Linked DNA regions of Homo sapiens: regions 1, 3, 4, 5 and 6 are each linked to region 2. A link is a loop called in an ENCODE intact Hi-C map of the cell type or tissue named here. Cell type or tissue: heart left ventricle. All regions are shown on one strand.

Evidence for each region. Peaks named below come from ENCODE experiments on the same cell type or tissue, not always from the same donor. Only the 100,000 strongest peaks of a DNase experiment are listed, where the experiment ranks them.
Region 1: a loop joins it to region 2, with 3 times the contacts of the local background. A loop is called at or near these places in 63 of 110 quality-filtered maps.
Region 3: it touches region 2 in a loop (4-fold over the local background); 45 of 110 quality-filtered maps call a loop at or near these places.
Region 4: a loop joins it to region 2, with 7 times the contacts of the local background. A loop is called at or near these places in 63 of 110 quality-filtered maps.
Region 5: it touches region 2 in a loop (12-fold over the local background); 101 of 110 quality-filtered maps call a loop at or near these places.
Region 6: it touches region 2 in a loop (8-fold over the local background); 97 of 110 quality-filtered maps call a loop at or near these places.

The regions. Positions count from the first base shown.
Region 1 is chr2:237,690,377-237,694,376 of GRCh38, forward strand. The region is part of intron 1 of LRRFIP1 (LRR binding FLII interacting protein 1); the gene reads left to right. LOC124906128 (a long non-coding RNA gene) reads right to left here and starts at 1,420. Exons shown (of 2, transcript XR_007088145.1): 1 at 1-1,420. RefSeq lists enhancers at 704-1,579, 763-812 and silencers at 1,013-1,592, 1,603-2,142. In heart left ventricle, no CTCF peak of the experiment used is centred here; DNase peaks (open chromatin) are centred at 1,115, 1,665 and 2,575; H3K4me3 peaks cover 3,334 bases; H3K27ac peaks cover 3,448 bases.
Region 2 is chr2:237,743,281-237,747,280 of GRCh38, forward strand. All of the region lies in intron 11 of LRRFIP1 (LRR binding FLII interacting protein 1), which reads left to right. Among named protein-coding and RNA genes, the nearest start is that of RBM44, 53 kb to the right of the region's middle. RefSeq lists enhancers at 1,132-1,657, 1,624-1,673. In heart left ventricle, a CTCF peak has its summit at 1,916 (motif pointing left); DNase peaks (open chromatin) are centred at 436 and 1,921; H3K27ac peaks cover 277 bases.
Region 3 is chr2:237,598,457-237,602,456 of GRCh38, forward strand. No RefSeq gene overlaps it. Among named protein-coding and RNA genes, the nearest start is that of RAB17-DT, 9.3 kb to the left of the region's middle. In heart left ventricle, CTCF peaks have their summits at 1,986 and 3,466; a DNase peak (open chromatin) is centred at 2,035; H3K4me3 peaks cover 903 bases; H3K27ac peaks cover 2,542 bases.
Region 4 is chr2:237,510,924-237,514,923 of GRCh38, forward strand. It overlaps MLPH (melanophilin), which reads left to right. Exons shown (of 16, transcript NM_024101.7): 4 at 66-178. It overlaps MIR6811 (microRNA 6811), which reads left to right and starts at 8; the gene lies at 8-65. RefSeq lists enhancers at 1-479, 1,860-2,360, 2,361-2,861. In heart left ventricle, CTCF peaks have their summits at 2,033 (motif pointing right) and 2,251; a DNase peak (open chromatin) is centred at 2,038; H3K27ac peaks cover 2,537 bases.
Region 5 is chr2:237,579,388-237,583,387 of GRCh38, forward strand. All of the region lies in intron 2 of RAB17 (RAB17, member RAS oncogene family), which reads right to left. Among named protein-coding and RNA genes, the nearest start is that of RAB17, 9.3 kb to the right of the region's middle. RefSeq lists an enhancer at 2,180-2,814. In heart left ventricle, CTCF peaks have their summits at 2,500 (motif pointing right) and 2,701; DNase peaks (open chromatin) are centred at 2,814 and 3,184; H3K4me3 peaks cover 248 bases; H3K27ac peaks cover 1,565 bases.
Region 6 is chr2:237,671,332-237,675,331 of GRCh38, forward strand. All of the region lies in intron 1 of LRRFIP1 (LRR binding FLII interacting protein 1), which reads left to right. Among named protein-coding and RNA genes, the nearest start is that of LRRFIP1, 46 kb to the left of the region's middle. RefSeq lists enhancers at 1,749-2,374, 3,495-3,789, 3,743-4,000, 3,846-3,985. In heart left ventricle, CTCF peaks have their summits at 1,897 (motif pointing right) and 3,844; DNase peaks (open chromatin) are centred at 2,110, 2,470, 2,787 and 3,660; H3K4me3 peaks cover 1,396 bases; H3K27ac peaks cover 2,737 bases.

The DNA of each region.
Region 1 (4,000 bases), 53 kb before region 2:
TCTACAATAAATTCCCAGAGAACATTTAAAATTATTTTCTCCAAATAATTGCACTTTAAACAATCAAGAATTGTGATAGGCCAGGCGCGGTGGCTCACACCTGTAATCCCAGCACTTTCGGAGGCCAAGGCAGGCAGATCATTTGAGGTCAGGAGTTCGAAACCAGGCTGGCTAACATGGTGAAACCCCGACTCTACTAAAAATACAAAAATGAGCCGGGCATGGTGGCAGGTGCCTGTAATCCCACCTACTCGGGAGGCTGAGGCAGGAGAATCGCTGGAACCCGGGAGGCAGAGGTCGCGGTGAGCCGAGATCGCGCCATTGCACTCCAGCCTGGGCGACAGAGCGAGACTCCATCTCAAAAAAAAAAAAAAGAAAGAAAGAAAGAATTGTTATAACAACATTTAAATAAGCGTTACAGGGAGAAAACAAGCTATTGAAAGGTAGGCATTTCATTATCTTTGAAAGTTGCTTTTGTGAGCCTGAGATGCTGTCAATCAAAGACAGCTTGGCCTCTGTTCATCTTAAGTTCAACGTTTCTTCCCCAGCGGTTCTCTAGGCCTTTGCTCGGCCCCTCTTTTCCTTCTCCCCTATCCCTCCCAAGTCGTCCTTCGGCTCCTCAGCACCCATTTTCCCTGCTGCACACCCTCCTGACAACTCCTGCCCTGAAGCCCTGGGCCCGGGTCACGGCGGGAAGGTGAGTGCTCACAGGCGCGAGCTCACGTTACCAAGTTGGGTCAGCGTGCAGAGAAAAGGGAATTGGGAATTGGAGGGCTGTAAAATGTAAATGTGCTTTAAATTTTACATTTCCTGGCGTGGCCAGGACAGGCTGACCTTCCGATTACAATCCGCGTCATCCCGTCGCTTCTGCCCCCAGCCTGGCGAGGTCGGGAACCGTTTCCCGCAGGACTTTCATTGGGAGTTACGAGGGCGCCCTGTGCCTGGAGGTGGCGCGGGCTGGAGCCCTCCCGGAGGAGACCGGCGCCTGGCAGGGGGTCGTCGCGGCCGCAGCCTGGACGGTGTGGACCCCGGGTTCTGCGACGCCAGATCGGCCCCAGCGGCCCGCACCCGCACCCTGCAAGCTCGTTCTCCCCTGCGGGCCGCCGCACCGGGCCAAGGGGGGCTGTGTGCACGCAGCTGCGTCGTCCTGGAAGTCGGCCCTTCTCGGGATGCCGCGTTAGTGGGGTGCCCGGCCGGCAGGTGCAGCGGTGCTGGGGCCTAGGCTTCCGCGTCCAGGAAGCTCAGCGTGGCCTGAGGGTGATGGATGTGGGGGAGCCGGGAACTCATACCCTCGCCCAGCCCCGGGCAGGTCCCCCCCCGGAGGGGACCCCCTCTTCGGGTCGACCCCTACTGGGCGCGGCATCCTCCCCGGAGCGCCCGCTTCCCACGGCCCCTGCGGGTGGAGCTGCGGCCGGAGCCTGAGGGGTCTTTTCCTCCAGGTCCTCTTTCCGGCGGGGGCCGGAGGGGTGGTGATGGACAGCCCGGGAGGGGCGGGGCAGGACCAGGAAGATCCTTCCGAGACGGAGCGCGGGGGGCGGGGCGGGGCTCGCGTTAAGGGAGCGCGGAAGGGCGGGACAGGCCGTGGGGCGGGGCCTGGGTGGGGCGGAGCCGGTGGGGGTGGGGAAAGGGGCGTAACCGGGAGGGACCCTCCGAGGCGGAGCGGCGCAGGGGGGCGGGGAAGGCGGGTCATGGGGCGGGGGCGGTGGGGCGAGTCATGGGGCGGGGACGGGGCGGGGCGTAGCCGGGAGGGCCCCTCCGAGGCGGAACTGCGTGGGGGGCGGGGCGGGCCGTGGGACGGGCGGAGGCGCCCGAGTCCCGCTTCCCCGGCGCCCTTCCACCCCGAGCCCGACTCAGCCCGCGGCCACCTGCGCCCCGCCCCTGTCGGCCGCGCCCGAGCCCAGCGCCGCGAGCCGCTCCCCGGCGGGCTGGCTCCTGGCCCCGGAAGCGCGAGCGTTCACTTAGCGGCGAGTGGCTCCGTCTCCGCGGACAGAGCGCGCGCCCCCTGGCCCGGCCCGCGAGGGGCTCCCGGCGCGGTCCCCGAGCATTTCCCGCCGGGTGGAGCGGGCCGAGCCCGGCAGGATGACCAGCCCCGCGGCCGCTCAAAGCCGGGAGATCGACTGTTTGAGCCCGGAAGCGCAGAAGCTGGTAAGAGGAAAGCGCTTCCGAAACTTTCTTTCGTGACTGCGGCGGGGTTTCAGGGGCTTCCAGCTCGTTCCGAGGTCAATGGCAGGCGCAGGTGCCCGGGAGGCGTGGGGTGGGCTCTGGCGGGACCCCAGCGCGGTGGGAGCGGGCGCAGTGGGCGCGGGTCCGTGAGTGGCCCGGCGAGCGGCGTCCCTCATGCGCTAGGAAGCACGCTTTATTGTGGGACGCCACCTCCAAGGACGAAAAGGCACATGGTCTCTCCCCGCCCGAGGTGATGGGCTGCAGACAGGCTCTGACCAGGTCTGCGCCTGGCCTGGAGTCACAGGGAGCTGCTAGTTTGCTATTTTACAAAATACAGCATCAAGGACCGGGTGGCCAGAGCCGGTGCCCTCACCCGCTGTTGGAACCACCGGGGAGCGGCTGGGGTGCTTTGGAGCACTCAACCCGCTCAGCACCTGGGGACCACCTCCGCCGAGGACTCCAGACGCCAAATCCACTTTGGCTAGTCTCCCGGGTCCGCCCAGCGCGGACAGGATCCTGCCTCTAGGATTTTGCCGTTGTCCAGCTCAATATGCAGTCGTGGGGCTACGGCTGTAGTTTGGCATTAAAATTGGGCAGGGGATGAGGCGGAGAGGGTTTGCAAATACACATTTTCATGCAGCTTGTGGTTGAACATGAATGGGAATAAAAGTGAAAGGGTGCACTTTGGAAAAGAAATATAAAACCCTAGCTTTCCACTTAATCAGGTGTTCGTGGGATCTTGGTAAAAGTATGAGCCCCAAACAATCACTCTTTCATCAGGTAGAAATTAATCATCTACTGGGTGTGTGTGTAAGATTTAAGATGAATCAGACTGCCTTGACCTTGGGAGAGCTTATTAGGAAATGCCAGAGAGAGGTGTAGAAGTAGAGTCTGATGAACTCATACTGAAAAGCCAGTTCTTTGCTTGTCAGATGGTTGCTGTTTTTTAAATGTCCATTTTAGTGTGGTTTTTCTGTGACTTCGTTTAAAACTCTGGCAGTGGGCCAGCCCTCTGGAGCCGGTTTTTACCCCTTCAACTAATTAGTTCCTAGGGGCCTGGGAAGAGAGACCCTTGAATCACCATCAGGGAAGGGTTCTTGAAAGAAGGAAGGGTGGGAATGTGGTTGAGCGGTGCCAGTGTTCTGAGGAGCAGCCTGGGACACCATAGATGGCAGGAGGAGGATGGAGGTGAAGAGCTGCCTGCTGGACTTAGAGTCCTTGGAGAAGGGAAGAGTAAACATTGAGAACAGGATGTGAGGAAACTAGGGACAGGCTAATCAGAGGAGTAGGTAGAGGCACACCTGGAGCAGCTAAGGCACTGGCTACAGGGTCTATTACTTAAGGCTGGGAGCCTCCTGGGCGGGTCTGGGTTCAGATGACTTCGAGATGCTGCCGGGAGGAAGGGAGAGGAAAGTCTGGACTGTGTCCAACTGAGTAGTTATGTGATCAGCCCAGGCCCACTGTCCCTCACCCCCAGTTCCAGAACCCAATAAGCTTTGAAGACCGGAAGGTTTGTGTTTTGTTTTGTTTTTATAAGTTTGTGGCAGAATTTTGGCAGTGAGACTTGCCCTGTCCAATGGGGGGCTAGTTTTGGTCTTCACTGATCCCTCTGAGTGTGAATTTTCTTACGTTTCTCTGCAGTCTTGTTGATGTCTTTGATTAAGGGCTGCTACTCTGGGTTGTACCAGAATATATGGTGTATGCATCTTACTACGTTTCTAATGTCCAAAAATGCTGAATTCTGAATCATGGCCCCAAGGGTTTTCAGAGAGAAGTTGTGAACCTGTAGGAGCTTTTCTTGGTAAATGGTAGCAAAAACTGTATCAGAGTGAGACAT
Region 2 (4,000 bases):
ACCCATCAGAGGGGAGGGAGGGAGGGTGGTGCTGTTAAAGGGCAGTAGTAACCAGAATGAAGGAAGTGACTGCTTGTCCCACTTCGAGAAAATGAAAATGCTTCAGTGTCCAGAGACCACCACCAGGGACAAGACTTCAAGTTTTCTCCACCCACTTGGTCCTCCCAGGGTCCTTGGGAAAGCAGAGAGGGCATCAGCCCCATCTCAAGACAGGCATAGAATACTGTTCACCTCATTCTCATCTTCTCCCATGCTGTGGATGAGCTGTGTTTTCTTCCTCTCCAGCACGACCAGGATCTTCTCCTTGAGGAAGTTATTTCACTCATTCATTCAGTGTTTATTGAGCACCTAGAATGTTCCAGAAACAGGGCCGTTGTATGAGCAAATGCAGACTTGCCCCAGCCCTCATGGGACGCACAGACAGGGGCAGACGGATGCTTGTTGGGTGATCACACGTTGTGAAGCCCAGCAGCGGGGGTGTGAGGGGAGGCAAAGGTGCCTCGAGAGAGCTGGGATCCAGAGGTTTGACGGCCAGAGCTTGGGCCACACCCAAGCAGAGTGACTCCACCTAGTGAAGCCAACAGATCTGGGTCATCCAGGCCCCAAAATCTCACTGGGAACCTGGTGAAGCCATCACGTTTCTGAAACATCCATCAGGAATGTCCCAAGGGCAGCCTGGGTCCATATCTTCCCTCGTGTACTCAGAGAAGACAGGAGCAATGAACTCAGATCTCTGCCCATTTGGACTAGAAAAACAACACTATTTTGACTCATGTTTTTTGTTGCACAAAGAGGCAGGGGCAGGGACCAGGTGGAAAAACGGGTCTTGAATTACAAACACCAGAGTTCAAAGATAAGTCATTCAGGCTAAAGTAAATATTATTGGATTTAAAACCAAAAACCGTCACCCTAGTGGTGGACTGTGCTATCATTTAAATGTGAAGGAAAATTACCCTTAAAATGGGTGTTTTCTGAGCAGTGTTTGCTGTTTGTTTGTGTCTCAAGAAGGACCTCGCAAGGATGTTGCTTCGGTGATCCCTTTTTCCATCCAAGTCTGGTGTTGCCTGGCTGGGTGTTGAGGACAGGTTCCTTTTGTACCTGGGCCCTTGAGTAGGGTCTCTCTGGGTACGTGAACAGGTGCCACATATTCTTTCTTTAGGAAAATGGCAGGCAGCTGGAACATGGAAAACTTAGCGTTTTAGCCTCACCAGGCATCGTGTGTACAGGAGCCTAGATAGCAAACTCCTTTAGACACAGTGTTAGAAAGTTGGAATTAATAAAATATTTAATGTGCTCCTTGAAGCATTTGTTTTTGAAAGGAAACTTGACGTAAACTAAACTTCCACAGACGTGTTTTAGAAGTGACTGTTTCCAGTAGATTTTCAATGATGTCTGTATACACTCAGCTGTGGCTGTAAAATACAACACACATACTTTGTAAACCTGTTAGTGTGACGTTTTCACCCTGACCTGAAATGTTTAGTATCACTCAGAATACGAGAGTCATGAAGCTAACAGGCTGCAATGTGTTCGGCGCTGTCGCCCTTCCCGTGCAGGAGGCCACTGTCTGCGGGGTCCGGTGCTTTCCCGTCCTGGGCTAAGGTGGGTGGGCAGAGCAGCCTGGACCGTCTGCAGCCACCATGTCCTCTGGACCCCTCTCTGCACCATGCCCACCTCCTCCAGGCCCCCACACCATGCCATGCAGTGGCCGTGACAGTGTTTAGAATCCTTTCTTGTCTTCCATTTCTTCATCATTTTAGGGAGGAAGTGCTGTGCTTTATGTCAAGATGAAACACAACATCTGATTCCTTACCTGGCTCTGCTAGGGCTTAGGAAAGGGGGCTTGGTTAAGGTGGACTCTGCTGCCTGCGGCTTCTGTCCGGGCCCGGCCCCTGCAGCTGTGACACACTGCCATCTGGTGGACACGAGTGGGGCTGCGTGGCTTTCCACGGGGCTGAATAGCCTTCCTGTGTTTGAGGAAAGCTGACAAATCCTTTTTCATTCGGAAGACACACAAAATGAAATTTACTCTACTATGTAAAATAGAGATAGGTTAGACGTTCATTTGCCATCACCTTTCAACAAGAGCTTAATTTTTAGTTTTTCTCTGCATGGTCTCTACTTAAAAATATGCCCAGATTTTATTTTGAGTCCGTTGTGTTCTTCGGAGCAAGGACTTTTTTAAAATGATAAAAACAGCAAACTATGGTTTTTGGGGTTTTTTCCCTTATTTGATATTTTACAAATTATAAAAACAAATGATGTAGACGGTTACAAGCAAAACCATGCAGAACAAAGATGTGTTAAAGCCCTGCCCCCCCAAAATCAAGGTTTGTGGACCCCGTGTGTTTTCTTTCTCAGCTTTCTTGCAAGAAATACCAGAAAGAAAAAAGGGCTTGGGTGGGCCCTTCTTTTACGGTCTCAGATATCTTTGTAGGTAAACGAATGCATTCCTGGAGCTTCATTTATTTCTCCACAGTATTTATCCATTGCTGACCAGCAGCCAGAAAACATACGTTTTACACCGTGGAGCAAACATGCCACAGGCTTTTCAGTGGTAGTTTGGCAGTCTATTAAACTGGATTTTCATATCCCACCAAGAGTTAAACTAGCCTCTTTATTTTCATCTTATTAATATTTGTTCAGCAAACTAACTTACTCTAAGGAATAAAAGGCTTTGGGCCCAGGAGATTTAATGAATTTATTCTCCAGCACGCTAAGTGCTAGATAGATAGTTCACATTTCCTTGTTCTTTGAAATTTTATTTATTTTATTTTATTTATTTTTTTTTTTTTTGAGACAGAGTTACACTCTGTCGCCCAGGCTGGATTGCAGTGGCATGATCTCAGCTCACTGCAACCTCTACCTCCTGGGTTCAAGAGATTCTCCTGCCTCAACCTCCTGAGTAGCTGGGATTACAGGTGCATGTCACCACACACAGCTAATTTTTGTAATTTTAATAGAGACAGGGTTTCGCCGTGTTGGCCAGGTTGGTCTCGAACTCCTGACCTCAAATGATCTGCCCACCTCGGCCTCCCAAAGTACTGGGATTACAGACAGGAGCTACCGCGCCTGGCCTTGAAATTTTGATTTGAAAAATATTTCAGGAATATTTTTCTTTCCATGTGAAGTTGAGAACCACACTTGAATTGCTCCAATCATCCTCACAACTCAACATGGCTGCAGGGCTTCTGGGGCTCTGCCAAATGAGATGGTGCCCATCTGATCAGAGTCTGCCTTCGTATCTGTCCCATCGGAGTCTGCCTTGGTACTCATCTTATCGGAGTCTGCCTTGGTGCCTCCAAGTACACAGTTAGGCTGATGTGGCATGCACATCCGAAAAAATAACTCTAGATGTGCATTTCGACACATCAGCAAATGCAGATGGTATGGGCTGCAGATGGTATGGGCCACAGCTGGAGAGAGCCGTCTTCACTGCGGTATAGCTGGGCTGCACCCAACGTGAGAATGGACATCAGGGCAGAGAGCCGTAAGCAGCTGGGATTGTGGAAAGCGCCCGTGAACACATGGTCTTGGACAGGGCCTCAGGTGGGTCCTTAGCAGCTGTGGCTAAGTGGGCAGAGGGACCACCCCACCACCACCCTGCCCAAAGGGCTTATTTAGCAAAGAGGGGAGAGAGGCCAGCCTGCCCCTGACTGCATCCCACTGGCCTGAGGGATGTGGCCTCTCTGCCCCCATTTCCACTCCTGCTCTTGGGACACAGGAGACTGGTTAGATGAGAGTAGAAAGTTTATTTTTGAACACCCAGGTGTGGGGTGGCTGGGCGAGACCATCTGATGGCTTTGGGAGCCAGGCCGCAGGGTTTAGCTTGGATCTGTTGAGTAGGAGACCCTTAAACATGGCCACCCTGAGCTAAGAGCTGGTCTTGGATTTTGCTTTCTTTTGGATTAACCGAGTATTTTGTGGGATTCCATTTGATCCCTTAACTGGCTGACCAGCTATAACTCCTGGTTATGTTGTTTTAGTGTTGCTCCAGGTG
Region 3 (4,000 bases), 140 kb before region 2:
ACACAGCAGCTGTGTGAGTTTGTTTACAAGCAGAGTCCATGGGCAATGGCACCTAGCATTTCCCATTTCACTCAGAGCAGCAGTTCGGTTTTTAGCGTAGCCTGGAAATCCCTGTAACCCGCCCCCTTCCCTACCCTCATCACCTCTGACTTCTGACCTCATTCTTCTCCTCTCTCCCTGCTCCGTCCCCTCCAGCATCCCTGGCGACGCGCAGGTCATGCTTGGGCCTGACTCTGGGCCTTTGCACCTGCTGTCGCTTCTCCCTGCGAAGGTCCCTGGGAAGTACTTTCCCTGTCTCCCACTGCAGGTCTGTCACTGTGTCCTGTGGCTGCCAGAACATATAACCACCAAGTTAGTGGCTTAAAAGAAAGCGTGCTTACCTTCTAACAGTTTTGGAGAGCACAAATCCAAAATCAAGGCCTTGGGAGGGCTGGTTCTTCTGGGCGCCCTGAGGGAGGAGCCACCCCTGCCTCCCTGTGAGCTTCTGATGCCTGGGCTTACAGATGCACCCTCCAGTCCCTGCCTCCGTCTTCACATGGCTTCTTCCTTGAGTCTCTGCTACTTATAGGAACACTTGCCATAGGATTTAGGACCCACCTGGTTCATCCAGGATAATCTCCTCTTGAGATCTTTAAATCAATTACATCTGCAAAGACTCTTTATTCAAATAAGGTCACATTCCCAGGTACCAGAGGTTAGAGCTTAGACGCATCTTTTTGAGAACCACCATTTGAGGGTCGCCATTCAATCCCCCTACAAAGTCCATGCTGAAAATGTGACCCCCTCCTCCACACCCAGTAAGTTCTTCTCTGACTAACCTACCCAACCACAGCCTGGCTTGATTTTTCTGCATAACACTTATTGGTTTATTGCAGTTTTCCCAACTAGAATATAAATTTCCCAACTACACCTTTAACTGTTTGTTTACTGTTGTAATGCCAGGGTGTTCTGTTTACTGTTATAACCCCAAGTCCTAGGATGAATCTTAGTCCTGGTACATGGTCTTTGAGCCTAAGCGGAGGCCTTTCTGGGGTTTTAATGGAAAACCTGAGGCGCCTACTTGGCAGGAGTTAGACTCCAAATTGTTTCCCTGCAGTGGGCAGCAGCTGAAATCTCTGCTCAGCCTTCAGCCTTACAGGCATTGCTTCCCACTGAGCTGCTTGGAGTCTCACTTGGGTTTTGCAGGGTAGGCTAAAGATTTGAGAATTAATGTGGGCCGGGCACAGTAGCTCACTCCTGTAATCCCAGCACTTTGGGAGGACAAGGCGGGAGGATCACTGGAGTCCAGGAGTTCAAGACCAGCCTGGGCAACACAGCAAGCCCTTGTTTCTACAAAAATAATAAAATAGAATTAATGTGTAATATTTTGGGCCTGTCTCCTTCAAGCTCCCTTCTTTCTAAGACTTCACCCTCAGTTTCCAGCCACTCCAGCAGCCTGAACACCATTCCCTGAGTTCCTGGGCCTTACATTCCAGCCTCCCTGCCCCGAGCAGCCTGGAGAGGGGCCTCGGAGGAAGGTCATCTTAGCGTGAATTTCATCCAGAGCAGTTCCTTTCTTTCAAGGGTCGAGTCCTCTCCATTCTTTGCTTCTTTGGTCAGTTTGCTTCTTTGGCCACTGTCCAGTGTCCTTCAACGGTGCTTTACATCTTATCCAGAGTTGATCATTTTTCTTTGCGGGAGATTAGTTCAATCCATGCTCCTGCAGTTCCTACTAGAACTGGAACTCTCCCGTTTTTTTTAACATTACCTTTAGTGGTTGGCTTGTGCTTCTTTAAAAGCGAAACCACGCTGCCACTGGGCCATGTGGGGCCCTGGGATTTATCCAGGTTAAATGCCGACTTAGAAGTTGGGAGATTGCCTCCATACACAGACTCCTTCACAGCACGTTTTACACATGCACTCAGCCGCTCTGATTAGTAAATCTCCTAAAATAAGTACTGGGCTTATGTTCACTTCCGTTTTGGAAATCAGTGACTCTGCCCTCTGAGCTGCAGGCCGGTCTGTGCCTCTAGCAGGAGCTGCAGTTCTGTGAATGATCCCTCTTCTCTGAAAGGCAGGCAGCCGGAGCTCTGGAGCCCTCCGGGCGAACAGAACAGATTGCTGACTGTGGGGTAGGTCCCCTTCTGCTCTGAGCTCAGCCTCACCACCTTGGGCAGACAGTAAACACAGTCCCGTGTGGTGTCGGCCGGCTGGAGCTCATCCTACAAAAGGTGGCAGAGATGGCGGTGCTGGTGGCTCCGTTTAACCCCAGCATGAGCAGAGGTGGGAAAATCTATGGCCCACGGGCAGGCCTGGGGACTCCAAGCAGGTGGAACAATAACATGAACTTGCCAAGATTGGCCAGGGCACAGCATCTCCACTAGGTCATCTCACAGATGCCCCAAATTCAGTGTGCTCCAAACAACACCCTGGTTCTTCCCGGCCAAATGTGTTTATCCCCTAAGCTCCCTCCTTCCAGGAAAGAGAACTGTCCAGTGAGTTAGGCCAGAAAACCTGGAGTCATCTTAGTCTACAATCCTTGCATCCAACCCATTATCCAGTCCTCCCAATTGTACCTCTGAAAGATTTCTCGAAACCGTCTTTTTCTCTCCATCTCCTCTACCACCAGCATTTAGAAGGGAGTCACATTGCCAATGGCCTCCCGCTGGCTTCAGTTCACGACCGGTTCCGGCCCCAGGAAAGAGTTTGGAAATAAAAGAAGGTAAAAACATGTTTTGCAGGAATTGTTCTTTGCTCTGCCTCTTCCTCCCCCAATCCAGCCAAGCTTTGTGCTTGTCTTTTATCCCTTGAAGACTATCCCCCAGCCATCCTCTCACCCTGCACAGAGGTCACCAGGTCTATGGTAAAGAGCCAGGAAAGAGGTCGGGCAGTCCTGGGTTCAAACCCAAGGTCCAGTGCTGACTGGCAGTGAGTGTGGTCATGTAAGCTCATCTCTAAACCTCAGTCTCCCCCTTTCAGAGAGGAAATAATATTCCTTGGTTTTTAAGGTTATCGTGGAGGCTAGAGCCTGGCACGTGACAGGTGAGTGTGTGATAAACTGTGTTCCTTACCTTTGCAGTCACTGTCAATCGTCATCGTTTAATGAGTGAGCATTTCAGAGGCCCTTCAGTCTGCACGGGACTCTGTGGTTGCTGGAGCCCTGGACCTGGGGCTCACCTTCCCCGACTGACTGAGGCCCGACTACCGTCCTCTAATCTGGGTTGCTATTTCCTGCCCTTCTGGACTCTGGACATAACTTCCTTTGCCTAATACATAGAGCAGTCCTGTTCCTCCTAGCCTTGGCAGCTATCACTGGCCACCTATCTTAACCAGCTTGGCTTTGGCCAGCTACCCCCAGGATCCCTCCTCTGGGCGACTCCCCAAGCTGCTCAAGTCCTGCCTGGCCCAAGACTTGGTAGCCCTACACTCAGCTGACGTGCTGCCACTCTCCACTGCCCCCTGACTAGCATGAAAGCCACTGCGGAACCTGCAACATTCAAGCTATCAAAGGGGTCACATTCCAAAGCACTGCTTTGTCTCTCCACTGAGGTGATAAGCTGCAGGACTTAACTGGAGGTGAGGTGCACGGGGGTGGGAGCCGCAGACCAGGCCCTGCAGTTTACATGGGCAAGTCCTTCACGGCCCCTCGGGGCCTCCATTGATGGATTCCTCCAGGACCACACTGATGGTCCCTTCCAATCCTGCTGGTCGCCTAAGTGCAGAGCATGCTCCCCAGACAAGGGTTCTCTTCTCCTTTCCTTCAAGAACAGGACCTGCGTCTTGAGGTCTTCTGTCTTTCTCAAGATATCTAAATAGTAGCTGATGAACCACATCACATTTGTTGACTTAAAATCAAGGAATATGGAAAGGTATCATTTATTAAGTGCTTATTACACTCCCTGCCCAGTGTTTATGTAAATTATAAAATGACCAACTCTGATGTTCATATATATATATATGTATATATTTTTTCATCCACAGTTTCTGGCTCATAGCTCCACTTAGCCCTTGTTACAGTTTT
Region 4 (4,000 bases), 230 kb before region 2:
TGAGATTTATGCAGGCCTGTGTACAGCACTCAGGCAGTGCCATGAGCCTGTGCTTGTCCCTGCAGAGTCGTGAAGATCGGCTCACTGGAGTGGTACTATGAGCATGTGAAAGCCCGCTTCAAGAGGTTCGGAAGTGCCAAGGTCATCCGGTCCCTCCACGGGCGGCTGCAGGGTGGAGGTAAGGAGTGGAGAGTAAGAACGGCTTTTTGTTCCCAGGCATTTTAGGAATATTAAAGCAGGTTCCTTTGGAGTGTGCATGTGTGTGTGTACGTGTGTGTGTGCATGTGTGTGTGCACATGTGTGTGCATGCACATGCCTCTCTGTGAATTCCTGCTTCTGGCTGCTTTTTTTTTTTTTTTTTAATTTTTGTAGAGACAGGCATCTCACCATGTTTCCCAGACTGGCCTCGAACTCCTGGGCTCAAGCAATCCACCCACCTCAGCCTCCCGAAGTGCTGGGGTTATAAGTGTGAGCCACTGTGCCCTGTGAAATTGGCTCCTTTTTATGTGAGGTGCAAACCTCTGCATCCCACTGGCCTGGTCTGAGCACCTCAGAAGTCCTGGGTGCTGCTGAAGTTGCCAATATTTGAAATTATATTGTTTTCAAATCTTCAAAGTAAGTTGAGAACTCAAAGCCAAGTTTCTGAAACCCAGCTGCTGATTGAATCACCAGGGTGCTTGTTAATACTACATGTTTTCCAAGCCCTTCTTCCCTGGGACATCTGGTTTGGGGCCTAGGCTCTCTCTTTTCAACAAACATTTCACATGAATCTGGTGATTATCAAGATTTAGAGAAATCTGTTGTAATTCAGTTGTTTTCATCTTTTGAATCCAAGTATTTATTTCATGATGAATTTGAAATCCAGGCAGTAGGCTTAAACTAAACAATGTGTTCGCCTGTAAGATCCCCCATAAGGCATTTGGAAGAGATCTTTTCAGGGAGAGGGTGGGAGGATGCCGGGGGGTCTTTTGCATTTGAGTTTGAAGGGAGCTAACCCATCAGTGTTTTTGAGAAAGCTCACCTTGTCCCTGTTACCTGGAGTCCAAGGCTTCTGCCACTAAGCCCGGCCAAGCATTCGGGTGGGACAGCCGCCACCAAGCCAGGTGTCTGGGGTCTCAGTGTCCTGGATGACTCCATCTGCAAGACCAAGGCGAGTTTCTCCAGGGCCACGAGGCAGCGCCTGGCTCCGGCAGCTGGGCACGTCCAGGGCAGAGGCTGTGCTTCTGGATTGGGGCGTCCTCACCATGCCCCAGCCCAGGCGTCTCCCCCAGGCCTTCCTTCTGGAGAGACACCTTATTCGTGCCTGTCTCTTAAAGCCTCAAGTTTGATTGAAGAAGCAGAAGTTGGCATAGACACCTTTGAGCATTCAAGCTCTCGCCGGGCCTGCTGCAGGCATTTCAAGGCATCTTAGCCCATCGTTTAATTTAGGACAGAGGCCACGGAGAGGCACCGCTGGAGCAGTACACCGCACACCACAGGGTGGCTGCACTTTTTGGGTGGTGGGGTGGGGATGGGGGCAGGTATGATCAATCATCCAAACCAGGGCATTTTTAAGAGTAAAAGGAGGCTCTACTGATAACATGCTGCAACAACAGATGTGACTAGGAACGGCCGGTGACATGGGGAGGGCCTATCACCCTATTCTTGGGGGCTGCTTCTTCACAGTGATCATGAAGCCTAGCAGCAAATCCCACCTCCCCACACGCACACGGCCAGCCTGGAGCCCACAGAAGGGTCCTCCTGCAGCCAGTGGAGCTTGGTCCAGCCTCCAGTCCACCCCTAACAGGCTTAAGGATAGAAACGACACATAACACCGGGAAAAGCCATGCTGTCAAGCATCTCAGAATCTCAACCCCAGAGGCAGTCTTTAGGGACTGGGGTGGGCTCAGGAAGCTGTATTATTTCAAAGGACGCAGTGTTTCCACAGCTCAGCCCAGAGCTGCTGGAGTTCACACGGCCCACCAGAACCTGCTGACTTCAAAATCATCACCACCAAGGGGCCAGGAGGTGGCGCTGTGGGGCAACAGAAAACAGAAAACAGCTGCTCCTTGAACTTGGATTCCCAGCAGCTCCCCCAAGCGCCCACAGGGGCTGCATTCCTCCCTGCTGGACACCTGTAACTACAACATTAAAACAGGGCGCAAGCAAGGAACACAAACACTGGGAAAGCTGTGCCTTTAAAAAAAAAAAAAAAAAGGAGGGTAAAAAAGCTTAAGGTTAATGTTTTGAAACCTGACCCAGCCAGGGCCTAATGCAGACCTTGTCCAGCTAGTAAGTGGGCCTCTGGGGGTCTTCATTGAGTGAACCTTCAGAGTGCTGGTGTTTCACCAAGGCCTTCCATAGAGGACGCGGCAGGCTCTGCAGGAAGCAGCTTCGATGGCCGATGGCCAAGAAAGGAAGGGAAAACCCCTGGACTGGTCGCTGGGCACCCAGTCCCCCTACCCCCGTGCCTTCCCTTCCAGTGCCTTTCCCTCTTTCCCTCGGTGGTAGCTTTGCCTGACAGTGCAGACCTCGCCTGACGTCAACACTAGGTTCTTTATGCTCATGTGGTTTTATTTTTGTTTTCTCCTATCAAGAGTGGTCAGAAAATCTCTGTTCCATGTCAGGAACAAGGAAAATCTTTTGGAATTTTTTTGGTTTTTTTCTTTTTTTTAGCATGACTTGATCAGATAGGTAGGATAATGTTGCCCCCTTGGCCCAAGTGCAGAGTGACAAAAGGGACCAACACTAAAAGGATCCCTGAGATCCTGGGATACTTCCTCTTCATGTTCATTGTGGGGGCCGGGGACATCACCCTGACAGGTGGGTCCCCAGGCCCCAGAAAGCTCATTTCCGCATCCCTGGGTGCAGGGGGAGTTCACGGGGTCTCTGCCTGTTGGTTTGGGATGCGTCTCCTCAAGGCACTCACTGTCCAGAGAGAACAAAAATAAAACCAGGTCTGCTCTCTGGCTCTGTCATCTGGGCACGTTCGGAGCCAAAAGCCTTGACCTTCTGAAAGTTCACTGAAAAATCATCTCGTAAAAGGCAGATTCATTGGACAAAAGATTTAGAAATGTGTTTACCGTGTATACATGGGAGCCTTCAGAATACAGACCCACAGATGCAGGGAAATTGTCCATTTTTATGCTTAGGTTCAAGAAAGGGTGGACTGCGTGTGGAAAGAAGATTATATAACAAGGCCGGACCTGCTGCTAATAGGCTGAGTGGGGAACCTAGCAAGGTCTGTCTGCCTGGATTCTTCTTGGCCTTTCCTCCTCCGAGAATGGGGCGGGATGCTCTCTGGAGTGAGGGTCTTATGACCTAAAGTCAAACAAGGAAGGTCAGATAATTTCTTTTTTTATTTTTAATGTTTTTTTTTAGAGATGGGTTCTCACTATGTTGCCCAGGCTGGTTTTGAACTCCTGGGCTCAAGCAGTCCTCCCACTTGGGCCTCTCAAAGTGCTGGGATTACAAGCATAAACCGTGCATGCCCAGCCAGATAATTTCTTTATGGCTAGTTTTTACACAGAAAAGTAGAGGGAAAGAGTGATATTTGTATGTTTTATGGCTGGCTTTGGGAGAAAGGGATACTGGTTTCTATGTCCTGCCTTGGGGAAGAGGGATTCTAGTTTCTGTGGCTGGCCTTGGGGAAGAATGGGCCTGAGAGACAAGAGGGCAGGAGAAGGTCAGAGAGAAACTTTGCTTCTGAGGCTGCTGCTGAGGCCCTCATTTGGGGCATTGTTTTCTGAGCCCCAGCAGCATTGCCAGCCAGGCAGGCATCCGCTGAGTGTGTAAAAATAGACCTGTCAGAGCTCAGACACGGGCACCTGCAGGCCCCTTTAAAACCCTTGACAGCTTTTATCTTTAAGAGAAAGATTTAAGTAAAAAATGTACCATGCTGCCTCCCCCATCTTTCCTTCCACTGGGGAAACTGAGGCCCTCTGAGCCCAGGCAGGCAGCCGGTCCCCTTGACTCACCCCAGCATCTTCCCAGACATTCCTAAACAGGCAGCAAAGCAGTG
Region 5 (4,000 bases), 160 kb before region 2:
ATGCGTTGGCTGGGTTGGTTCCTTCCGGAGACTGAAGGAGAATCCATTCCAGGCCTCCTCCAGCTTCAGGGGCTGCCGGCAACCCTGGTGTTCCTGGTGGCTGCATCACCCCCATCTCTGGCTCTGTCTTCACGTGGCTGCCCCTCTGTGGCTGTGTCCTCTCCCCTTCTTATAAGGATGTCAGTCACTGGACTTAAGGGCTATCCTAAGTTCCATCTTGTTGGCCTTAATTAATTACATCTGCAAAGACCCTCTCTCCAAATAAGGTCGCACTCACAGGTTCCGGGGGTTAGGACTTAATCGCCTCTTTACGGGTGGGAGAAACTCAATTGCACCCACTAGACAGAGAACAGGAGGCTGGACAGAGAACAGGAGGCTGGACAGAGCTTTCCAGCATGGTGCAGCAAGACCGTGCTTCTCTATCATGAGACAACCTCTTCCTAAACGGAAACCACTGCCTGGGCTCTTCTGCCCGCATGTCCTGCAGTTCCCTGCAGGTCCAGGAACTTGAAGTCAGACCAACTCCCCAGGTCAAACAAAGCTGCAGTCTCCATCCAGACAGTAGGACCAGTGATTTCCAGCTTAGATGGGGCAACTGTCGGGACTGAACCGGCTATAAACCTCTGAACACACCAGATGCTCCACTGGATTGACAATGGTGCCAGAATGAAGACCGTGCCCAGAATATAAATGTACACCCATCAGCTGATCTGATGGCAGCTTGCTTAAACTTTCTAAGTCTCAGCTTCCTCATCCATAGCAGGAGCTAATGGTGCCCTTCACCCAGGGTGGCTGTTAAATCGCCTGAGCAAGGAGAGAAAGGGCATATGAATTTTGCTTCTTCTTTCTGTCCTCTTTGCTCTTTGTGGACTTGTTGTCTTAAAACGTGGGCCTTTTATCCACATCTTTCTGTTTCCCATCACTTCAAATCACATTTCTCAGTTTGAATTTGGTTTTATCTTAAAAGCTGGCGCAGGGTGAAACGTGAGCATAAAATTCAGGTTTTCTTCCTCCATTTACCAATCTTAGCCTCTCATATTTTCCTTTTCCATGTTGAAAATGATGGCTGGAGGCTGGGCACAGTGGCTCATGCCTGTAATCCCAGCACTTTGGGAGGCCGAGGTGGGTAGATCACTTGAGGTCGAGTTCAAGACCAGCCTGACCAACATGGTGAAACCCTGTTTCTACTAAAAATACAAAAATTAGCCAGGTGTGCTGGCATGCCCCTGTAGTCCCAGCTACTCGGGAGGCCGAAGCAGGAGAATCGCTTGAACCCAGGAGGTGGAGGTTGCAGCGAGCCAAGATTGTGCCACTGCACTCCAGCCTGGGCAGCAGGAGACAGAGTGAGACTCTGCCTCAAAAAAAGAAGGGGGGGGAGGAGGGGAGGGAAAATGATGGCTGGTGGTTGAATTTACACTAATGTAAAATTCCAGCAAATTTCCAAGGAGGGCATGGGTTTTAGTCCAAGCAATGATAATGCATAATAATAGTCAATGTTTGGCTATTTACAGAACATAGACCCTTCCCTTCCCTGCAGAGATGTAAGGCCCTCAGGTGGGCCCCTGGACAGGTATTTGAGGCAACCTAGTCTCGTGCACTCCGTGGCTCTGACCCGGAAGACAGCATGCATTTATTATCATAACCTTTTTCAGAAACCCACTAACCACATTTCTATATCTCCATGGCTAAGGCCAAAATGTAATTAAAAAATAAAGTTTTGGCTGGGTACAGTGGCTCATGCCTGTAACCCCAGCATTTTGGGAGGCCAAGGAGGGAAGATCAATCTAGCTCAGGAGCTTAAGATCAGTGAAACCTTGTCTCTACAAAAAACACAAAAATTAGCTGGGTGTGGTGGCGCACACCTGTGGTCCCAGCTACTGAAGAGGTGGAGGTGGAGGCTTGCTTGAGCCCAGGAGGTTGAGGCTACAGTGAGCTGTGATCATACCACCACACTCCAGCCTGGGCAACAGAATGAGACGCCATCTTAAAAAAAAAAAAAAAAGTTCCTCTACTAAATTTTATTTTTTTAATTTAATTTTATTTTTTTAGTAGAGACACGGTTTCACCATGTTGCCCAGGCTGGTATCCAACTCCTGAGCTCGGGCAATCTGCCCGCCTCGGCCTCCCAAATTGCTGAGATTATAGGCATGAGCCACTGCGCCCAGCCTCTCTACTAAATGTTAATATCATTTAAGTGGTTTTGCTTTTTTTACCTTTTAATTTAAATAAACAGCCAATTCTGCTCATTGAAGCCCTCTCTGTAGCACTTGGCTGTTTTGTAAAAATAGTGAGCTGATGACAAATTGAAAGGAACATGAAATGGAAACTTATTTTCTGGGGGCTCTAGGACGTCAGCCACGTTCTCGATTTAGAAGGGAAGTCAGCTGGTGCCAAGTTGAATGTGCTCAGTACCTGTTTGTCACCGTCCCCTTCCTGGAAAAAGCCCAACAAGTCTGGGGTTAGTTGTGGCTTCAGCTGGCAAATGTGCACACAAGCACTAGATGTCACCATCCTTCCAAAAGATGTCATGCAGAAAGTCAGCAGCGCACAGAATCTCCCCTGCTGTGGCCTGTTAGGACAGTGGGGGCAGTCCATGGGGAGGTCCAGCCCCCGTCCCTGACACAGCAGGGGCTCCTAAAGCTGCCACCTCCGCAGCAGGCCCTGGCGGGGGTGGGCGGGAGGCTGCGCTCACTTGGACTCCCGTCCCTCGGACTCCCGTCCGTTCTGCCTCTGCTCCTGCCTGCTCTTCTGGCTCCAGCCAGCACGTTGGCTTTCCAGCTTCAGGGCTCGAGTCCATGTCCCTTTCTGGCTCTGCTTCCTGCTTCCTCTGGATGGACGGTGTCTTGCCAGGAGCTGAGCCCACCACCTGTGTCATGTCCTGCTGTGGGCCCCACCCCACACACCTGTCGACTGAACCAGACCCTCGGGAGGGCCCCAGGGACCTGAGTCAATCCTCCTGAAGGCTGACCCCTCGGACAGGGCCGGCCTTGGTGACCTTAAGCCACCCAGGGTGACAGCAACCTTTCATGGAGAGGCCACTCCAGGAAGGTGTTTACACTCCCGTTTCACAGGGAAAAAATCCAGACGGAGGGAAGGAGTGGCATGCCTGTGGCCATCCATCCTGTCCCTCCCTCGGGGATCCTGCAGCCAAGCACTGGGCGTGCTGCCTCCTGCATTTCCAGGCCGCCTGTGAGGACAGCACTCCCATTCTCCTCTGAGGCTCTGCTCCTGGCCTACCCTCTCCCCTGGACAGGAGCCCAGTGTTCTTGATAAAAGCTGAAGCCACACGTGACAAAAGAAGCAGGAGTGTCTGCTCTCAAAGGGTTTTTGTGCAACACAGATCACTCTTCCCCCAAAGCACGTAAGTTAAAGGAGTGAGCACATCCCATCTCCTCATCCTAAAAGTGGCAATATCCACATTTATAATATGTGATCATGTAATTATTATAATGAGGATTAATAATTAACATACACTTTGGGAGGCCAAGGGTGGTGGATTCCTTGAGGTCAGGAGTTCAAAACCAGCCTGGCCAACATGGTGAAACTCCGTCTCTACTAAAAATACAAAAATCAGCATGGTGGTATGCACCTGTAATCCCAGCCACTCGGGAGGCTGAGGCAGGAGAATCACTTGAACCCAGGAGGCAGAGGATGCAATGAGCCAAGGTTGCACCACTGCACTCCGCCTGGGCAACAGAGCGAGACTCCGTCTCAAAAAAAATAATAATAAAATAATTAACATAGGCCGGGTGCAGTGGTGCACACCATGGCAAAACCCTATCTCTACAAAAAATATAAAAATTAGCTGGCTATGGTGGTGCGCACCTGTGATAGCAGCTACTCTGGAGGCTAAGGTGGGAGGATGGCTTGAGCCCAGGAGGCAGAGGTTCCAGTGAGACACTGCACTCCAGCCTGGGTGACAGAGCAAGACTCTGTCTCAAAAAAATTAACATAATGATAATAATAAATTGCATGACATCTATCCATAGTTACAGTAATA
Region 6 (4,000 bases), 72 kb before region 2:
CTTAAGAAAACAAATCGGAGCACATCCGTGATCCCACAAATGCTAATTTGCTTGTCACACATCAGAAACCCAGGAAGGCACAGAATAGATGCTCTCTTACTGGCTTATAGGTTGGGTACTTTAAAGTTGGAGACGTTTAAATCAGAGATAAACCTATTGTAACAATACATTTCATGTCATGTGAGCCTTTTGTCTTCCAGCAACTAAAGGGAACTGTGGTAGGATGAGCTGGGGTCACAGGGACAAGGAAGACAGGTAAGGGGACGGAAGCCGGGGCAGCAAGGAGTGGCTCAGGAGCTCTCACCCTGCAGTGGGCAGCTCATCACCCCTGCTCCCCGTGTCTGTGTCCCTTCAGGAGAAGCTGGCCAGGGACAGGGCCACCACTCATAGACAGCTCCTCAGCCTACTCAGCACTGCTTTATGTGTCTGTGTGCACACACGTGTGCATGCCTGTGTGTGTGCAGGTGTGTGTGTGCCTGCATGTGTGTGTGCACATGTGTGTGTGTGCCTGCATGCATGTGTGTGTCTGTGTATTCCTTTTGAAACATACTAGATGCCCTCTCTAAGTAAATCACATTTAACTGCTGTAACTAACCCGTCTGGCAACATCTTTTCTTAATGCTTTTTCACTGTTCACCGGGTTGAGGGTTTCTTTTCCTTATTTCCACTTCTGCTTCTTTAACGAAATTATATGACTTGATACAGTATCATTCTTTTCAAATTCAGTGTTTCAGTAAATAGTTCTTTTCAGCAGACAATTACTTAGGCAGAAGTAGTTTAACATAGCATTTGTCTCTGAAAAAAATGTTTTTTTTCCTTTCTGTCTAGATCCTTTAAAATATATAATATTGCATCATATACAATATTGGCCTGTACCAAGCACCTGTATCCAGAAAAGTAAAAAAGCTAACTGGCTTAAACCACAGCAGAACCTGCCTTGCTGGGTCACCTTCCTTCAGTTCCTTCTCATGGTTTCTAGAATTCCTTGAGCGCACACAGCAAGCTAGCTCTACAATCACTTTAGAGAGTGAGGATCGATGCCCCAGCTTCTTGTTTTCTTAGTGGCTTTTTAAAAAATAGTAGACAGTATATAGCTATCTACTGGCAATAGGAATCTCTTAAAATCAAGGTGAGAAATGTAGTTCTTTTGCAAGAGAGTCAGAGTTTTGTGTTCAATGAAAATTTAATATTTGAAAAATAAAAGATCTTAAAACTATTAGTTTTCCATTATGATCAGATGGCTCTGTCAAAATGGAAAGAAAGCAGGGAATTTTCTGTACTCCTCAACACAAAGTTTATCTTGTTCCTGAAAAAATATTGAACCATTTTTTCAATATTTGTCCTTGCCAGGATTTCACCCTGGCACCCGCTGTTGGTGTGTTTTAAATTTGGTTTCCTTCTGATTCTTCTAAGAGAATATCTACTTTATCATATTTTGAAATAAGACTTTACAGTATCCAAATGTGGATGATATATCCTTTTAACTATGTCCCTGATATTGAAGCTCTGAACATAACCTCTCAATTTGAGTCATCTGTGTTTCCAGGTATTGCTATAGCTAAGCCACAAAATACTGAATTTTGGCGTCTTATATAGATGGTTGCAGTGTTTCCATTCTTCACGAAGCATGAGAAATTCTTTTACAATACGATGACCGTGCTCCGTCGTTTTAGGCGAAGAACAGACTTACCACACACTGTGCTTTCTCTCACTTTGTGAGACAGTGAAGGAGGGACCTTCTCTTCAGGTGAAATGAAACCCCCACACGGATTAGCCTAACTTCTTCAGCTAAGGGCTGGGCCTTCTTTTATTACAAATACCGTTGCATCTTTATACACTGTTTCAGTGAAAAAAAAATAAACATGGCAATTCCCTTTCCAAGGCTCTAAGTCACCACCAGGCGGCATAACAGACCTCTGTGTCCCTGGTCTGTAGGAGATGGGACAATGCGGGGACAGCGCTGGGAGGGCCCGCAGGCAGCAGGATGCCAGGGCCTCGCCAGGAAGCCATGGTAGGCGCCCGGGGGGAGTCTGGACGTCACCCCATTCTCAAGGTGAAGCCTCGCCAGGGTCTCGCCAAGAGAGCTGAGGGGTCAGATTCACCTTCTCCCTGCACCTCTGCACTTCCCTCTGGGTTTCCTGTCTGTACATCCAGTGCCGCGCGTGGCGTGGGGCGTGGCGTGGGGTGGTTCCTCACAGTTACCCTCGCTGGGTGTGCGGTTGTCTGACATCAGTCCTCCCCAGAAAGTGCGGCTGCCCCCGGTCGGTCGTTCTGTCTGTAGCTGGCGTGGTATCTGGCACGGCGGAGGCCCTGGGTCCGTGTTTGTGGATGGAATGAATCAATGTGTGAATGAAGGAAGTCACATTGGCAGCAGTGGCGGGGAGGGTACCGTTTGGGGACAATTCAGATCATTCTGAGGAGACATGCTGAGGCCTGCTCTAAGACAGCAGCTGTGGGAGGGCACGGAGTGGCATTAAGAGAGGAAGCTGACTCGATGACGGGCGGAGAGGTGGGCGGAGGCTGTCTCAGGAGCGCCAGCAGCTGGCAGTGAGTGGTGGGCGTTTCCTGACACTAAGGCTCTGTGCAGAGCGCGTCTACAAACACTGTCTATTGTCTCGTTTCATCCTCACAACAACCACCCCTATGAAGTTGTCACTATTATTGTCTCTCCTTTACACATGAGTCTGGGCACAGGGACTTCAAGTGAAGCCTGCTAGGAGGCACTGCTGCTGCCCCCGCGGGAAGGAAATGCAGGGAAGGGACTCAGGGGGCAGCAGGAATTCTGCTTTGGATCTGTCACATTTGAGGTGCCTTTGGGGCTTCCAGGAAGAGGTGTCCAGACGGCAGGGGCTGAGGCTTGGAGGAGTCAGGATTGGAAATATGAACTGGGTGCCCATCAACATCTAGGTCGTGGTCAAAGTGGGTGGTGGGGTATTACAGGAAAGAGCTCTGCAGCCCCCCAGAATCCTAGCCTGCGCCCGCAGATGAGCAGGGGCAAGGACGCAAGGGCAGTTGTGCATTTTCCTTCTTTTCTGTGGCATTCAGAAATAGGCAAAATGTGATACACTGCAAAAGTGACTGTTTGCTATCTGCAGGAGTGGCCATCAGTGTTAGTTAAATGAGAGCTGTGCAGAATGGCATGTGTTTGTCCTCTTATTATTTTTGCTTTAAAAACCTGTTTTAAAACCCTGGTATCAATGGTCAATTATGTGACTTTCAAAAGCAAAAATTAAGGAAGACAAAAGAACTGCATTTGACACCTTGAAAGGCCCAGAGGGATTCTTAACCTTGGGTCCAAGAATTCCCCCAGGGGCCTTTGGATAGATTTCCAGAGATCCCCGAAACTGAATAGGAATAAAAGGGTAGCATTACCTTCCATTATGAATGCGGGCAAAAACCTTCGGTAGTATTAGAAGTGTGACCTCAGCACCAATAGAAACCACAGGTATTTCTCCGTCACTTTCGGGTTGTTGCTGAGAGCTGGGGAAATGGTTTCATGCATCACTGTCAGTATTTGGTGGAATAAGGACGTGCACGCACGTGCTGGCTGTTGAACTGTTGCCTCTCCACTGCAAACCCTCCCTTCCTTGCTGCAGGGCCAGAGCTGTGCCCTATCGGGCCCTGCCCCCAGAGAGAGCCTGGGCAGTGGGAGGAGGGAGCCCGGAGCACGCTGCTTCCTGCCTGCTTCCTGTTTCTGTGAGCGTCACCCCAGCAACGGGATTTCACCCTGGCTGCAGTTGTTGGTTCTGTTTCTAGTGTTTTTCACACGCCCAGACACCACCCTCACCAGTCCCTCCTGAGCCCCCGCTCTGAGGTCCGGGTCCCCACTCCAAGCCTTCTGGGACCATCACCCCGGTCTTTGTCTCCAGCCCTAGCTGTTCCTGAGATGACGCCTCTGTGGTATGAGGCCTCCTTTGCTTTTTCGGCCAAGCAACACCTGTTTAGGGGCTGCCTGTATTGCTTCTATTGAAATCACTGCTGTAATTTCTTTTTCTCCTGA